2 separate regions of the Homo sapiens genome follow, and region 1 is linked to region 2. Evidence: chromatin loops called from intact Hi-C (ENCODE). Cell type or tissue: psoas muscle. All regions are shown on one strand. Links, peaks and the distances in the headings refer to the core of each region. The heading gives the core; the rest is flanking DNA.

Region 1 (2,899 bases), core at 298-2,797, 170 kb before region 2:
TGGGGTGCCTAGGAATCAGCATTTAACACAATTCTGATGAAAATATTTGAGAGCCACGCCCATCAGCGAGAGGCCGCCGTGGCCTCTACTCATTTGCAGGCTCTGAAAAGACAGATTCAGATAACAGGCCAGACAGGACAAGGATGGGGAGGTGGAGGGCAAATTCCATGGACCACCAACCACCCCCCATCCCCACTGAGACTCCGTGATTTAAGGAAAGAAAGCCAGGGAGGGACTGAGATTTCACATAAAATGCGTAGCACATGGCTAAGGGCCAAGGTTAGGCAAGCCAGGAGCACACAACGGGGTTCACAGGCCCAGAGGTGCCCCCACACCCAGACCCCATGCAGACCTCCCAGGCACTGCCTCTGTGCCTCCCGCCTGACTTATTTCCTGCCCCCCGCCCCTACTGTGTTGGTATCTCAGCCGCCCCCTGAAATACACGACCTCCGCCCCCCACTACCGCACATGCCTCTCTACAAACTTGGGGGACTGCAAATAGCAGCGGGGTAAGAGCTGGGCTCTAGGGCCAACGTCCTGGCTGAGACACTAGTTCCACCCCACTCAGCTGTGATGTGAGCCCCTGAGATTTCTCAAATGTGAGATGGGAATGGTAACTGAACCCACTTCCCAGGGTGGCTGTGGAGACTGAGACCACACATGGCCATATCACGGCATCCAGCACACGTGGGACCCTAGCCGTGTTGCCCTTGATGGGAATCCTTCTATGCACCCTCTGCCACCAGGGCCAACTCCCAACAGTAGCTGTGGAGGGTGTGTCCTCTATTCCCACTCCACCCACCTCCCATTGCTCCACGCAGTGACCTGCCACGTAGCGGCCACCAGCAAACCCAGCCCCACTGTCCAGGCTCCTGTGGATACCACCCCCCCACCCCCACCCCTGCTTGGGGCGTCTTCCACTTGCGGTTCCGAAGGAGGCTGAGAAACCACCCTCAAGGGCGCTCACCTGCTCCTTGTTGCACGTAATGACCTGCCACACAGGGCAACCAGCAAACCCAGCTCCACCATCCAGGCTCTGGTGGGTAACCGCCCCCCCAGCCCCAGGTGTCTGGGAGGCTCAAAAACTGCCCTCCAAGGGCACTCATCTGTTCCTTATTGCACTAATACCTCGTTTACAGAAATCCACTTTGACTTCCCTGCACTGCAGGTGTGACAATTTAGGAATCCTGCTTGCTTGTGAGCTCCAAGAGCTTGAGGTCACGTCCACCTCACCAGCATCCCAGGACCCAGTACTGTCCCACTCTGTGATTGTGTGTTTAAAATTCCAAAATACTCTTTCAGAATGCTATTGGCATTTGGTCTGCACATAAAATGCTAAAAACCCTCAAGTGAAACAAGTATCTTCAACAGTTTGATTCAATCATGTGAGTTACACATCTGCCAAGTTGTAAAGCCTCATGCATTTTTCTGATAATATTTTCTTATGTATGGTCAAATGGTTCATTAATATAAATTACAAGAATCTCTAAGAAACAGGTTTTTTTCTGGCATTAGATGACCAAAGGAAAACTGGGTTCTGGCTGGCTTGCAGGCCTGGAGAGGCAGACATATCTGCTGAAACACAACCAAGCTCCTTCCCACTGACATGGCCTCGTCCCAGGCCCCTGAGCCGGACGCCCGCAGGCCCCTGGAGGAGCAAGCTGACCTGCCCACATTTCTCAAATGCACAGCTGTCGCTCGCACTGCAGACAGAGCTCAAGGCACGAGCAGGCGCCCACCATGCTAAAAATACCACACAGCGTCCACGCCAGGTGACGGTGGCTTTCACTCCATCCCAAAGCTCCATGTATGAATTTAGTCATGACTACTAAATAATGATTTTTAGACTCTCATGACAGACTTTGTTTGCTTTTATGCAACAAAGTTAAAAGACTATCACTCAGCTACAGCCTCTGAAACCGTGGAATAATTATTTGGGAACAGAGCCTCTGCCAGATCAGGATAAGTGCTTGGGACAATACCCCGTGACCTCGGTCCACACAGACACGTGCAGACCAGAGCCCTCCCGCACTGCTCAGCCACACGGCCACGTTCAGGCTGAAGCCGCACGATCGCCAGAAACACTGTCCCTCGCCAAGGTATGCCTGGCTTCTCCCTTTTTCCAGAACTTAACAAAACCTGAAAGGACAGGTCTGTGTAGAAAAACATCAAAAATACTTCCAATTCTTCTTTCCAGCTGAGGCTGCAGGAAGCTCATTTCAGCCCTCACTGTGTTCTGACTGTGGCCTGCTTCCCATAAGAAATAAAATCAGAATTCTAGTCGCTGTCTCCTGAGCTGTGTGGCAGGCGGACATACCTTCAGTTATGTGAGGAAAGGCACGGTGAGCCCCCTTCCTTCAGTAAAACTGCAGTTCCCAGAACACTGATGCCGTCCCCCTAACGCCACTGTGAACACCTGGACAAGTCACATTTCAATACGTGCACCTTCGTGGGCTAGTTTTACTACTTCTCTATTAAATCACCCCAAACTTAGTGCCCCAAACAACACGAACTTATTTTCTCACATTTCTGGAAACTGGAATCCAAAACAGGTCCCACCAGCTAACGTCGAGATGTCAGCAGGGCTGGCTCCGGGGAAGCGACCGTCTCCTTGCCTCCCTCAGCCTCTAGAGGCTTCCGCATCCCCTGGTCCTTATGGCACCCACCATCTTCAGAGCCCACGGCAGCCCTGGCGGCTCCTCAACAGGAAGACGCAGAATATCGGGAGCACAGGCTTTATGCCAGGGCCAGGACCAAGCCCGCCCGCCCGCCCTCCCACCCAGCTCCTCACGCACTCCCGTGCGAGCTAATATAGATTCCACTTTAACTAGTGTCACCTGTGCAAGGGGTAAGTGCCCAGCTGTGAACCTGGTTACCCTCACCCACACAGACCCCAGGA
Region 2 (2,899 bases), core at 299-2,798:
CGGGAGCAGGCGGAGGTCCATATGGAAGTTCAGACTCACCCCGCAGGAGTTCTGGCTGGGAGGCTGCCAGGACAGGCAGGATGTGGGAGCCGCCCTGGGAGGCCCCTCACTCTCCCCACACTGACCTCACATCCCCGTTACGTTCCTCATCCCAGGCTGGGCCAGCCACTGGGCGCTGGACAGAGCTTAGGAAGTAGGATGGCTCCGGGTGGGTTAGAAACCAGGTGCACGGCAGAAGCCGGCCTGGAGCCGCCCACAGCCCCAGCCATCCTTGGAGGGCCCCAGCCGAAGGAGCTGGTGCAGCTGGACACAGAGACCCGCTGGTGATGGGACCGGGCCACACGCTCCTGCAGGGCCCAAGCCGAGACCCCTGGCTGGAGGGTCAGCACCCAGGGTGGCAGCAGCTGCAGGGGGTCTAGGGAAGGACCGGGAGCAGAGCCTCAGCTCGTGCTGCTGCTCCATACACAGAACGCGCTGCGCAGGGGATCCTAGGCTTCCTGGGAGTCACATTAAAAAGCAACGTGAGACGGGCGGGGTTAATTCTGACGGTGATGTGTCCTCTGACCACATATCGCTAACGCACCATCATCCTGGTGTGGACTCGGAGGAAACACCACATGGCTTCTCTTGCCAAACCACCCACGTGTGGCAGGTGGTCACCGTGGAGCACGGGGGCCCAGTGTTTCTCAGACTGAAATCACACACAGACCCTCTTTAACAGAAACGAAAGTCTTGCCACTGCCCAGGGTTTTGATTTAATGGCTACTTATGCTGTACAAACAGCTTAATAAAACTGGGCACAAGCTCTTGCTGACTTGTATTCCGCCATAAAGCCGAATAGCCGCAAATAAAACAAATGTAATTAAAAACCAACATGAACATAACTTGGTGGGTGATGTTTTGCCGAGACAGCGCTGGCTCCAGAGGCCACTCTGGGGCAGGGGGACGTCGGCTTGGCTGTCCTCTGTGCGCTCCAGCTGGGAGGCCGCTTGGCCCCGCTGGGCTCAAAGGTCCCCCTGACGGACGTGCCTTGATGTTGCCACGTTGGACGGGATTAAAGTGCTGAGGCTGCTGTGACGGGTCAGGAAGACAAACTCGGCCCAGAGCACAACTGCGAGGCACACAGCCTTCCCAGAATGGCAGCAAAACCAAACATGGCCCTGGGAGGCCGCGGGGAAGTCCTACCTTGCAGAGCTCTGCTCCGGGGCCAGGGGGCGCTGGCTGGGGCCCCTTTGCAAGGCCCATGCGCCCTTCGACACCAGCCCCCGCCACAGGCTGCGCAGGCAGATGTTGCCGCTGCGTTTCCTCGCCAGGTGTCCATGGTGCCCTGCCCAGCGCTGCAGGCTCACCCAGTGTGGACGCAGGGGGCAAGGGAGCCTCTCCTGGGTCTCTGTCGCACGCCGATGGCTGTCTATCTGGGCAGGGGGTGGGGCTGGGGCCTTCGCCACGGGTGTGTCTTTCCTTTTTGTTTCCTGACGTGGAATTCTGTTGGGATTTTTGGGGACGATGACAGTAAGAACATCAAGGAGCTGCCACTGGATGGTGGAGCCGCCTCGTCACCAGAAGATCGCTCCAGCTGGCGTGGTGTCCGTCCCCCTGTCCTCCGGGAACTTTCCAGTCTCTGGTGAGCCTGGCCACAGACGCCCTCGTGAGGCAGCACTGGCCACTGGCAGGTCTGCTGAAGCCACAACCACACGGACAGGGACGGCTGGGCCGGGCTTCTCTGGCACTGACACTGAACCTGCGCGCGTGGTTCTGGGTGCCCTGGCAGTGGCTGGATCTGCCGCATGCAGAACCCCCTCCTGGCCCAATTGTCTGCACGAGGCAACCGGGGCGTGGGGAGGTCTGAGCTCCACAGTTCAGGCCACAGCACCCGAAGATGGAGCCTGGGACCCCTTTGCCTTTCCAATACGTGATGCCAAGAATTTCCCCAAATGTCCTCGGTTTTATCCCCGAGTGCGACATGGCTAGAAAGCGGAGCAGAGGCGCTGAGGGCAGGAAGAGGAAGATGCGCCAGGCCTCCCAGGCCAAATGCCAGCCCCATGCTCCTTGTTCGCTGGGCTCCTGCACTGCCCACTCCATGCACACATCCAAGCGGGCACAGTCACTGCCCCTCACGTGCCCAGGCCCACAGCCGCCCCCTGACCTCCAGCAGGCACTGGCGAGGCAGGGCAGAGGCTGCCAGGATAGAGATCAGTGGACAGAGACCTGGAGACAACGCAGGAGGGGGCCGTGTGCCGGCCTCACTCAGGGCAGCAGTCACCGATGGGGAGGGGTGTGGCCTGCGAGGCTGAAGTCTGAGCTGCTTTGCGCCAGGCCCAGCTGCAGGGAAAGCTGTAGGGCCAGTGAGTCTCCCTGCCGGGTCTCTCCCCAGCAAGCTGTAGGGCCAGTGAGTCTCCCTGCCGGGTCTCTCCCCAGCAAGCTGGTCAGCCCTCAGCAGGAGGTCACGTCCCGGCCTCCAAACCTGTTTCTGGCAGCCACAGACCCCTAGTCAAAGGGACCTGACGAGCCCGTGGAGCAGGGCTGAAATAGCCGGCTTTGGAAAAATCCAGCTCTAAGACTGTGTGTGCACGCCTTAAAAACCATTCAGGGCTGGGCATGGCAGCTCACACCTGTAATCCCAGTGCTTCGGGAGGCTAGGAGTTCGACGGCAAGACCCTGTACTACAAAAATAATTAGCCAGGCATGGTGGTGTGCACCTGTGGTCCCAGCTGCTTAGGAGGCTGAGGTGGGAGGATCACTTGAGCCCAGGAGTTCGAGGCTGCAGTAAGCCAAGATCATGCCACTGCACTCCAGCCTGGGCAACAGAGCCTGTCTCAAAAAAAACCTTTCAGGTGGAGCTTCTAGGAAAGGTGGTCTGCAGCAGGCATCCCTGAGCTGGGCCCCCAGGCACTGTCGG

The links. Hi-C counts contacts between places; a loop is a spot of excess contacts. Peaks named below come from ENCODE experiments on the same cell type or tissue, not always from the same donor. Only the 100,000 strongest peaks of a DNase experiment are listed, where the experiment ranks them.
Region 1: a loop joins it to region 2, with 2.3 times the contacts of the local background. A loop is called at or near these places in 2 of 110 quality-filtered maps.

The regions. Positions count from the first base shown.
Region 1 is chr10:616,772-619,670 of GRCh38, forward strand. The region is part of intron 1 of DIP2C (disco interacting protein 2 homolog C); the gene reads right to left. Among named protein-coding and RNA genes, the nearest start is that of DIP2C-AS2, 10 kb to the right of the region's middle. In psoas muscle, for the core only: no CTCF peak of the experiment used is centred there; a DNase peak (open chromatin) is centred at 1,690; H3K4me3 peaks cover 498 bases; H3K27ac peaks cover 2,248 bases.
Region 2 is chr10:787,961-790,859 of GRCh38, forward strand. No RefSeq gene overlaps it. Among named protein-coding and RNA genes, the nearest start is that of DIP2C, 100 kb to the left of the region's middle. RefSeq lists enhancers at 1-639, 935-1,079 and a cis regulatory region at 1,001-1,014. In psoas muscle, for the core only: a CTCF peak has its summit at 1,658; DNase peaks (open chromatin) are centred at 1,301 and 1,641; H3K4me3 peaks cover 1,183 bases.